Linked DNA regions of Homo sapiens: region 1 is linked to region 2. The links are chromatin loops, found by intact Hi-C in ENCODE. Cell type or tissue: PC-3. All regions are shown on one strand. Links, peaks and the distances in the headings refer to the core of each region. The heading gives the core; the rest is flanking DNA.

Region 1 (5,546 bases), core at 547-5,546, 63 kb before region 2:
TAGGAGTGTGACCCCTATTGTGAACTGCATGTGCCAGGGATCTAGGTTGCACGGTCCTTATGAGAATCTAATGCCTGATGATCTGTCACTGTCTCCCATCACCCCCAGATGGGACTGTCTAGTTGCAGGAAAACAAGCCCAGGATTCCCACTGATTCTATATCATGGTGAGTTACAGTATTATTTCATTATATAGTACAATGTAATAATAATAGAAATAAAGTGCACAATAAATGTAATGTGCTTGAATTGTCCTGAAACCATCCTCCCATCCCCTGTATCTGTGGAAAAATTGTCTTCTACAAAACCGGTGCCTAATTGTCTTCCACAAAACCAGTCCCTGGTGCCAAAAAGGTTGGGGACCACTGTGTTACTGTCTCCCTCGCAAGTGACTACACTCAAGTGACTAAAGTTTTTCCTTGAGAAAATTATGGGATCGAAGAAAGGAAAATCAAACCCGCTTGGGGTGTTTTCTCTTTTTTTTTTTTTTTTTTTTTTTTTTTGAGATGGAGTCTCGCTCTGTCTCCCAGGCTGGAGTGCAATGGTGCGATCTCGGCTCACTGCAACCTCTGACTCCCTGGTTCAAGTGATCCTCCTGCCTCAGCCTCCCAAGTAGCTGGGACTACAGGTGCCCGCCACCATGCCCAGCTAATTTTTGTATTTTTAGTAGAGATGGGGTTTCACCATGTTAGCCAGGACGGTCTCGATCTCCTGACCTCGTGATTTGCCCGCCTCGGCCTCCCAAGTGCTGGGATTACAGGCGTGAGCCACCACACTCGGCCGGGTGTTTTCTCTTATGTTTGTTTTTTTTTTTTTTGCCACTGTCCACCCCGAGATGCTATGAGGCTATGATTCCTTGCAGTGATGCCCCCAAGAAGGAAGACTTCAGCTGGCCTCAGTCTCATTACCAGGCTTTTTTTTTTTTTTTTTTTTTTTTTTTTTTTGTGGGAGGGCCTTTTTTTTTTTTTTTTTTGAGACAGAGTCTTGCTCTGTCACCCAGGCTGCAGTGCAGTGGTGTGATCTCCGCTCACTTTAAGCTCCTCCTCTCGGGTTCACGCCATTCTCCTGCCTCAGCCTCCGCAGTAGCTGGGATTACAGGTGCCCACCACCACGCCTGGCTAATTTTTTGTGTTTTTAGTAGAGACGGAGTTTCACCATGTCAGCCAGGATGGTCTCGATCTCTTGACCTCGTGATCCGCCCACCTCAGCCTCCCAAAGTGCCGGGACTACAGGGTGGGGGGACCTTTTTCTAAGGAAAGCTCAAATCACAGTTGAGATCAATAACCGACACCCAAGTCCTGTAAATGAAATAGGCACAATATAAAATTACTCTTTCTCCCAGGAACACTGAATATGTGATTAGAATAAGCCCAGGGAGAGGAAATAGCTCAGGATCTGTGGCCTCCCCAGCAGACACCATAGACAGCATCATCCCAGGGGACACCAAGAAGGAAGTGTGCGGAAATTCCAATGCTGGGATTCCAGGCGTTGTCAGTTGCTGTGATAAAAGCAAGCAGAACAATATGCTGACACAGTGTTCAGTAGATTCCTTGACATTCTTTTTACAGGCTTGCGACGTGAAATTTCCTGATGAAGTCTATAGATAAAGCGGTGTTGCACATTTAGACAGGGTGAGCCTCAGTGGAGAGAATTATGCTGAAAATGTGAGCTTGATTCTTCTTCTTGGCATTTGGTATTAACTGGAGAACCACAGGCTCTTCTATTTGGGAAGGAAAGGAATCAACATTTTTCTTAGAAAAATTCAGGCCTCACTCTTCACGCTGGGAACTGGTCCTGTGTGACTCAATGGTATTCCCTTTTTTCCTTAACCCTCCTTTGAATAGCTGTGGCTTCCCCTGGCTAGGTGATTTGTGTGTGTGTGTGTGTGTGTGTGTGTGTGTGTGTGTGTGTGTGTGTGTGGTTTTTTCTTTTCTCCTAGAGTAACTCTGGCCATCGGGTAGTTGGATGAGTCAGGAGGACCTTTGTGCCGTGAGGACTGTCCCTGCCTGTGGGGTGGCTCTGCAGTTGTGAGCTCAGATTCTAGGCAGGTGGCCACGGTTCCTTTCTGAGTTGTTTGCACAGATGCTTCCAATGAATATACTCATGGTGGAACTAATTTCTAAATCTTAGGATAGTATTAAATGACTATCAGTATTTACAAGAAGAAAGACTTAATGTCTTCTTTCTGTCTCTTTCCACATTAAAAAAAATATCTAGCATCTAAGAAGGTGCTCAGTAAGCATTCACCCTGAATCTGCCAATTCCCGGTTCCTTTATTGGTGTAGTGGGCACAGGCTTTAATATTCAGCCTTGTAAAGTCAGCCTTGTTTCAGATTGTAAAATTGTACAAACCCAAGATTTTATTCCTTAAACAAAGATGTATGGGCCGTTTGTTTATTCCATTTTTCACTCTCACGTCACTTACACTCCAGCTTCTAGTAAGGTATAGTGAGGTATTCTTTTTATGTTTCTTATGAAATATTCTTGCCTCATAAATAGCTTTCTGTTTTCTAAAACTGGATCGCTGCTAATGAACACTGTTTTCTTTTAAATTGTGAAATTTTCTTCGTAGCTTTTCCTAGTCGGTTTTCATGACATCATGGGGAAATACTTCCCACTGGTTCATTTACATGGAGGGAGATTGTCAGAATTTCCTTGATAAAATGTTTATGGGTTTAAGAGGTTTATGAATCAGCTATAAATATTTGCTCTGGGTTTATGAGACCTCTCCCCATAAACATTTTGTGTGTTTTTCTATTGCTCATTGAAATGTCTTTGGAGAATCAGCTCCTTGGGGCACATAGGCCTGGGGAAGGGTTGTACGTGACCCATTTTAAAAGGCTGTATTGTGAATAACCGTAAATTTTGTGCTTGACTTTGTTATAACGCACAGTTCAAGTCATCAGTGCTGGGCATGAAGGTTTGAGTTTTTTTAAATCCCATTCTAGGTCTGACTTTTGGTTACCTTTTTAAGTGTTTTCTTTAGACCAGCAGAGAGGGACAGAGCTTAGTGTTCTACTGATTCCTGCAGGGGAGACACAGTGGCACCCTCTGACCTCCTGGTTAACTTGACTGAATGAAACCATGTGCACTGAAGTCTGTAGAACCCTGTATATTGGGAAATGTAGTTGTAATGAATTAAAATTTGACAGAAACAAAACTTTTGGTAAAATTCTAATAGTATAGATTAGAATTGTATGGAGAATAAAGAACTGCAACCAGCGGTCTCAGTGTTGAGGCTGAAAATTGGAGGCTCTGGTCTCCCCTGATCTGAAGTGATAGAATCATCGAATCTTTGTGGGTAATGGGATGGGTCACTAAAGCCTCTCATCCCAGGTGCTGGTGACTGCAGGCAGTTTCTGAGGTTCCGCCTCAATGTGCGTGTTTCCTTTTTTTTGTTTTGTTTTGTTGAGATGGAGTCTCGCTCTGTGACCCAGTCTAGAGTGTAGTGGCACCATCTCAGCTCACTGCAGCCTCCACATCCTGGGTTCAAGTGATTCTCCTGCCCCAGCCTCCTGAGTAACTGAGATTATAGGTGCATGCCACCACCCCTGGCTAATTGGTGTATTTTTAGTAGAGATGGGTTTCACCATGTTCACCAGGCTGGTCTTGAACTCTTGACCTCAAGTGATCCACCTTCCTTGCCCTCCCAAAGTGCTGGGATTACAGGATGAGCCACTGCGCCCAGCCTCGATTTGCATGTTTGTGATTTGCAGGAAGGAGTCACCCAGGACAACTTGTCCCGTTTTTCAGCAGCTATCATTCTCGGAGTCCTACGTAGAACCTTGTGCCTCCTTCGGCCCAGGACTGAGTTTCATGCCGATGTCTTCTTCCCAGGTGCTCTTCTTCTTCCTCACACGCAGGTTCTGGGAGCTCAGTCCACTCTTCTCCTCTTCGCAGGTGGCCACGGCTTCCTGTGTCTTCCCTTTTCCTGCTTTTTTGGCTGTAGACTGTTTCAGGGTTCACCAACATGGAGAGACAGACTCATCACTTTGAAACCTCTCTAGGATTCTGCAGGAGACACGGGTGGTGGCAGTGGTGGTTTCTGGTGCATGATACAGGTGGGAGAAGGAGGGGGAAAGTACTTCATAAGAGCTCCAGCTTTGGACTCCTGACCCTGATGCTGGACAACAGTGGCTCAGGGTGATTCCCTGTCCTTTCTGAGCTCTCAAGATTGCCCCTGTGAGTATACATCCATCATCGTTCTTGGGAGGATTGTGAGGCAATACCTGTAAACCACTGTTTCATTCTGTTTCGTGTTCCTATAACAGAATACCCGAGTCTGCATAATTTATAAAGAAAAGGTTTATTCAACTCCTGATTCTGGTGGCTGCGAAGTCTATGACGGGCAGCTGCATCTGGTGAGGGCCTCAGGCTGTTCCCGCTCTTGGCAGAAAGAGGAAGGGGAGCAGGTGTGTGCAGAGAGATCACATGGAAAGAGGAAGCAAGAGAGTAACCAGGGTCTTAACAACCCACTCTCGAGGGAAGTCATCCATTCCTTCAAGAGCCAGAACTCACCCCTGAGGGAGGACATTAATCTAGTCATGAGGGATCTGCCCCCATGACCCAGATAGCCCCTGCTAGACCTCAGCTCCCAGCACTGCCACATTGGGAATCAGATTGCAACATGACTTTTGGTGGGGACAGACGACATTCAAATCATAGCAAGCCTTGTAGCACAGAAGTGACACTCGAACACAGCAGAGCTCTTAGGATGTGCCTGGGAGGGCGGTGGCTGCTTTGTAGAGCTGGAAGTTACTGACACAGGCTAGGGCAGGCAGGGGGCTGCAGGAGGGTCTGGTTCAAGCTGAGGCCAGACAAGGAGGATGGAAAGAAGCTCTGGACTTTGTCTGCAGCAAGTTTGCTATCCTTAGATACTGCATCAGGACGTTGGGGCAGAGCAATAGTGCTGAGCTGACGCCTCTGACTAGTGCATCGGAAAGCAAATTTGGTAAGAGGTGCCCAGTGCCGTTGGGAGGCAGGGGACTGTCAACAGAGCCATCAGGTACCACCCTGAGGTGTTTTCCAGGAGACGGCTGCTTTCTCTCTAGTTCACTTCGCTGTGTCTGTGACGCTCTAAACTTCTTGGTGTCATCCATTCTTCACTGGAGGCTGCAGGACCTGTTGACTTATTTTCTCAGGAAGTGCATTTCTGTTTGAAGGGCGTCAATCCCTGGGTGGGACCGAATGTTAGAGCACCACCAAGGAAAGGTTTTCTCTCCTGATAGCTTTTTCTTTTTCTTTTTTGGATGTTTGACTGTAAGTCACTTTATTGAAGCAAAAGTTGAGGAGGCCATTCTAAGCAACTTGGGCTTAGAAGGCAAAATTTAAAATAGCCTTTCAATTCAGCTCTTCTGACTTTACAAAAATGATCCTCTTCCCTCAATTTCTGAGAGTACACAAAGTATTAAGAGAGACTTACTTTTCCTACTTATAATTCAAAAATTTCAAGAAGGCCGGGCGTGGCGGCTCACGCCTGTAATCCCAGCACTTTGGGAGGCTGAGGAGGGAGGGTCACCTGAGGTCGGGAATTCGAGACCAGTCTGC
Region 2 (6,118 bases), core at 426-5,425:
TTCTGTAACTTGTAAATAAGTTAGCAGATTTAGTCATTTTGCGAGGCAGCAAGTGGAAACAACTAAAACTGTTTGGTGTCCCATTTTGATTAGCGCTGTGTCATCTGCCTCCCACTTAAGGGGTTGTCCCTCTTTTCTCTATTGAAGGAAAATGCTAGTTTGGATATAAGAGTAAATCCTAACGTGCAATGATTCTAAATTAGACTCTTACTAAATGTTCTAACTAGGACATGTTTGAATCAGTGATAATTTCAATAGGGGTTCATGCTATTTTTCCATTACTTTTTAAAAAATGACAAAAGTAACTTGGAAATGAAAATAGCATGTAGATAAATATATAAAGTAAAATGTGAAAGTCCTCCTTCCTCTCCCCCCTTCAAACTCACTTCCCAGAAATAACTGCAGAAAAGCTGTGCATGTATCTAGATATTTTCCTGTTTCTATAAAGATACTCTTATGAAGGTATTTTACATTAGAAATTTAGATGAGAAAAGTGGTGTCTTGCCAAACACACAGTTCTGAGACATGTTGGTTTCACTCAACCATCTTACAACCTGGCTGGACATGGTGGCTCACACCTGTAATCCCAGCACTTTGGGAGCCAAGGCGAGAGGATCACTCAAGCCAAGGAGTTCAAGACCAGCCCGGGCAACAAAGTGAGACCCCCATCTCTAAACAAAACAAAACAGCAAAAACAAAAACAAAAACAAAAAACCCCAATCGTTTGTTTGGCTGGGTGCGGTAGCTCATGCCTGTAATCTCAGCACTTTGGAAGGCCAGATCACTTGAACCCAGGAGTTGGAGACCAGCCTAGGCAACATGGCGAAACTCTGTCTGTAGAGAAAACACAAAAACTATCGAAGATTGGTGGCATTCACCTGTACTCCCAGCTACTTGGGAGGCTGAGGTGGGCAGATTGCTTGAGCCTAGGAGGTCAAGGCTGCAGTGAGCTGCAATCGTGCCATCTTATTTCACTCCATTGCTTCTGTGCAGTATGGATATGTCACATAACTTTTTAGTCAATGTTGAATATTATATTCGCCCCTCTAGGTTTTTACCATACACAGTGCAATTGCGTTGTAGAACAATACAATTGAGAACAATTGTATTATATTTATTATATAAATAATGTTATATGTTATTATATATAATATATATTATTATGTATAACAATTGTATTATTCTCTCTGTATTTTAAAATTTATTTTCTTCATGACTTATGGGATGTACAGGCTCTGGGCTCAGCATCTTGCACGGAGGTGGTGGATGCTATGAGGATAACGCTGCTGGGAATACTGGCTGCAGGTCATATCTGAGAGCAGAACTCAGTGTTTTATTTAGTTTATTTCTCCCGAGGTGGATGGAGCACCCCAATCCTCTCATTACAGTCCTTTGGCAGAGCCAAACCTGGAAGCATCCCCAATCCCAGAAAATCTGTCTAGTTTTTACTTTGAAATGCTGTCCCTCTCCTTCTGGAATTAGGTTATATTGTCTGTTTACCTGGTAAGTAATTAAAATCTCAGTTTCAGCACTTTATAATTAACTAAAGGGAAAAAATAACTCCAGCATGACTTTCTATTCTGGGGGGTTCAGTAAACACCATTGTGATTCGCTAACGCCCCTTAGGAAGATCACTAATAGCTATAAACGAAACAGACCATTAAGCTGAGAACAGAGGTCTCCGGGCAGTTGCAGTCTACTGATTTGCTGATTATTGCTGGATGTTTATGTGACTATGTGCAGTTCAAACCCCTGTGAGTGGGTGAAACATGAGGCTGTCTCCGGCCGGTTGTCCAGGATGTGGGTTCTAAGGCAAAATTTCTGGATTCTCGTCATTCTCTTTTCCTCTATTTTATTCTGTATTTTACTTCTGGCCTCAGCATTCCTGTTCCCCCAAATCTGTGCTGCTCCCTTGTGCTTTACTTCTGTCTTGTGAAGATGTGGATAATGGTCTGCTGGACTCATCACGTGCTCGTGCTGTTCACCCGTTGGTAGTTTGGCTGCGTTGGGTGGTGGCCTCGGCTCCCTCGGACCTCTAGAGCCCTGTTGATGCCGTTACTACTCCTACAAGCCTATGGCTTATGCCTTAGGGTGGTGCAATTTTTTTTTTAAATTATACTTTACGTTCTAGGGTACATGTGCACAATGTGCAGGTTTGTTACATATGTATACATGTGCCATGCTGGTGTGCTGCACCCATTAACTCATCATTAACATTAGGTATTTCTCCTAATGCTATCCCTCCTCCCTCCCCCCACTCCACGACAGGCCCCTGTGTGTGATGTTCCCCATCCTGTGTCCAAGCGTTCTCATTGTTCAATTCCCACCTATGAGTGAGAACATGCGGTGTTTGGTTTTCTGTATTTTTTGTAAGTGCTTCGTAAAAACATTCTGGGCCAGGGAAATGAAGAGATTTTTAGTTTGCGACTTGTAGAGTGAAAAGAAAGAATTTGAATGAGTTACAAATGACCTTTTCAGGAATTGTTGCCCGGGCCTTTCTTCAACTGCCCACTAACTCCGGCACTTCAATAAACCCCCTTTTTTAGAGGCATTTAGAAGGGCTGTGACAAGTGTATTTACAGCAGATAAATTTAGCTCATGTATTTTATCTACATAATCTGATTGTAATTTATATATCTTCAGCCTAGATAAAGGAAATCTATTTCTTATTACCAAATTTTTCTTTTTGTCAACATGACGTGAGTAGGATATTGACTTTAACTGAAGGGTGGTGATTAATCATAGCAGCTTGCAGGGAGATCATTTATTGCTCTGTGTAGCTGAGCGACTGCTGGCAGAGTTGTAAGTCAATCAAGATAAACCCAAGTGGGTTAGTCACTCTTGGATGACGATGGAGGATGTGATAGATTTATTAGCCAAGTTCTCCTTTAAAAATCACTTTACATTCTTAGCAGGTGAATTTGCAGATAGAAAAATACCGAGTCGCCGTCAATGGAAGAATCTGTTAGTTTGCAAAGTAGAGTATAGCTGTTGAAATGTCACAATGAAAGATGGACTACCTAGAGATAGCCATTGGAAATGTTTAGCTCTAGATTAATCTTGTTAAGTTCAAAGAGGGCAATTATGTTCTTAGTAATTCAGGTGCTCGATAGACTGGGAAGAAGAGATTTGTTCTGTGTACAATTACATGGATTGTATAATGGGACATCTTAAGATTTAGAATGAAACAGTTTGTTTTTTTTTTAGGGGAAACTTTGTAATTGTAACCCTGGCTGACAGTTTAGTTTGTTTTGTTTTATTTTGTTTTTGTTTTGTTTTTTTTTTTTTTTTTTGAGATGGAGTTTCTCTTGTTGCCTAGGCTAGAGTGCAATAGCACGATCTTGGCTCACTGCAACCTCTGCCTCCCGGGTTCAAGCGATTCTCCTGCCTCAGCCTCCTGAGTAGCTGGGATTACAGGCGTCCGCCACCATGCCCAGTTAATTTTTTGTATTTTTAGTAGAGATGGGGTTTCACCAGGTTGGCCAGGCTGGTCTCGAACTCCTGACCTCAGGCGATCCGCCCACCTTGGCCTCCCAGAGTGCTGGGATTACAAGCATGAGCCACCGCGTCTAGCCCTGGCTGACATTTTTTGCACACGAAGCCTTTTTTTCAAACCTGCCTGTTTCCTCTATGGAGCTAGCATGTAGTCAGAAAATGCACAGCAACTTCATATGAGCCTTAGCAAAAGAAAATTCTGAAGAAGATCCATTTAGGAAGAGGAAAAATCAGACAGACTTTGCCAAAAGTAAATGTCAGTGATTCCTGAGTTACCCACCCCTTTCATCAATTTCATCACTGTTTTTCCTCATTAGAACAGATAGAGAATGGACTACTGTATTAAAATGTTTAGATGTACCCTTTATCACTGTCTGTTTCTTTCATTGCTTGAGGAGGTAGGACAGAAACAAAGTTCACCTTTCAGCTCAGGAAGGTAAGTGCCTTGGGCACGGGGTGCACTAACCGTGGCATGAGATCCCAGCAGTTGGAATCGGCATCTTGGGACATGGAGTTCTCAGCGCCTGGCATTCATGCCCGGTTTTGCACCTTGTTCTGGTTTGGGCATTTCCCCTCTGGCGTGGGACAGCATGATGTGTCCTTGTCGGAGAGGTCTTTCTGTGTACCGAATCAACATGTGACATTTGGCTAGACAGCATCAAGTTAATATAGATGTTTGAAACTGTTCACCAGGTGCTCTCTCTAAACCAGTGGTTCCCAACTAAGGAGGATTTTGTTCCCCAGGTTATATTTGGCAATATCTGGAGACAAGTTTTGTTGCCACAACTGGAGGCAGTATTATTGGCATTAGTGTGTAGGACCCGGGGTACTGCTAAACATCTGCAGAATACAGCGCTGTCCCCTACAACACAGAGTGATGTGGTCCAGAGTGTCAATAGTGCTGATACTATTAAAAAACCCTGGTCTAGACTGGAGCCATCTCTGGGCTTACTAAGGGCATATTTAGGTCTTTTGGTCTTTACTGGTTTTTCTGGCTGAATTGTCTTTGGTTTTTCATTGTTACAGACACCCACCTCCTCCTCCTCCTTTCTTGAAAGGATTATTATGGATGTAAGAGGCTATGCGTAGGACATTTACTGAATTACTATTTTAACATGAGAGTAAGGCGAGCATATATGTTCCCTTATAAAAATGTAGTAGGGTAAGTAACAAGGGCAGGTTCAGGGTGCCTCAGTAGCTGCTGCGACAGGTCAGCACATCTCAGGGCCTGATGCTGTGATGTTTAATTTTGTTGATCCTGTCACAGTCCAATGTGAGGGACAGACAGCTTTTCCTATACACCCCCGTTCCATGTGCCAGCTATCTTCTATCCTGGGGCCCTGCCATCTTTGTCAGGCCTCGTCCTCCTCTGCATTCAGCTGGAGATAGGAAAGAAAGAGCTTGGAGAAAGCACAGCTTCACTTTTCACGGGTGAGAATCAGCCCTGTGGCTTTAACTGAGAGGCAGCAGACCTGGACAATGTGTACCTGGCTGATGAGACCATCAATCTCTGACATGGATTATGTGAACAGATATTGGTCAGTCCACAAATGTTTACACAGCCGCTTCATAACAGTGACAAAGACCGACGTCTTGCTCCAGCATTCAGGCAGGAGAAGGTCCCCCTTCCTTGCAGGAATAAGGTTAGCCCTTTGTTCTATGCAGTTCTTCAACTGATTAGATGAGGTCTATCCACATGACGGAGGGCTGTCCACTTTACTCAGTCTACAATTTCAAATGTTAGCCTCTTTCGGAAACACCCTCGCGGATGCACCCAGAATAATGTTTGGCCAAATATCTGGGCACCTCGTGGTCCAGTCAAGTTGACACATAAAATTAACTGTCATGACCATTGAACTTGAGGATCCTTTCACATGTTTTCTAGCCATTTGGATATCCATTTCTGGGAAGTGCGTAAGTGTCTTTGCTCATTTTTCTTCTTTCTACTGGTCTGTAGTTCTTTATTGATCCGGCATTAGTTATGTGTTGCAGAATCAGTTGATTGTTTACTGTGCAGGCTTCTGTAGTGTGAGAGAGTTCATGTGTAACTGGTAAGTACAGCATTCATGTCTGCATAATGTAAAAGTGGGCCCACTTTCCCGGTAGCTTCCCCAGCACGTTAATGTTTTACATCAAGTAATAGCCGCTGATCACCAGCTACCTTAGCACAGCTGAAATGAGAGAGCTGCAGGGGAGCCAGGACTATCACATTGCCATTCACCTTACATTCTTTCTGTTGGTGACCTTGGGTCATGTGCTTTTTCTTGGAAGTTTTATGTCCCCATCTCCAGCATCCTTGGACATTTGTCCTTGGCCCCATTAATGTAGCATTTTCAACCCTTCCTTATATTTCTCTCCATCAAGTGACCTCCACCTTTCAATTTTTTTTTTAAGGAAAAGGTCTAAATTTATTGTAGTATTTATTAGGTATGTAACATGCCTTTTAATAGGTGCTAAATTTTTGTTGTTGTTTGTTTGTTTTTTGAGATGGGGTCTCTCTCTCCATCGCTCTGGAGAGTGCAGTGGTGCAATTATAGCTCATTGCAGCCTCTACTTCCTGGGCTGAAAATGATCCTATGGCATCAGCCTCTCAAGAAGCTGGGACTAGAGGCGTGTACCACCA

What was found. A loop is a pair of places that touch in the nucleus more often than their neighbours do. Peaks named below come from ENCODE experiments on the same cell type or tissue, not always from the same donor. Only the 100,000 strongest peaks of a DNase experiment are listed, where the experiment ranks them.
Region 1: it touches region 2 in a loop (9-fold over the local background); 1 of 110 quality-filtered maps calls a loop at or near these places.

Annotation. Positions count from the first base shown.
Region 1 is chr10:7,372,125-7,377,670 of GRCh38, reverse strand. The region is part of intron 2 of SFMBT2 (Scm like with four mbt domains 2); the gene reads left to right. Among named protein-coding and RNA genes, the nearest start is that of SFMBT2, 36 kb to the left of the region's middle. In PC-3, for the core only: no CTCF peak of the experiment used is centred there; DNase peaks (open chromatin) are centred at 1,950 and 2,730; H3K4me3 peaks cover 469 bases; H3K27ac peaks cover 2,371 bases.
Region 2 is chr10:7,308,221-7,314,338 of GRCh38, reverse strand. The region is part of intron 4 of SFMBT2 (Scm like with four mbt domains 2); the gene reads left to right. Among named protein-coding and RNA genes, the nearest start is that of SFMBT2, 100 kb to the left of the region's middle. In PC-3, for the core only: no CTCF peak of the experiment used is centred there; a DNase peak (open chromatin) is centred at 2,818; H3K27ac peaks cover 2,667 bases.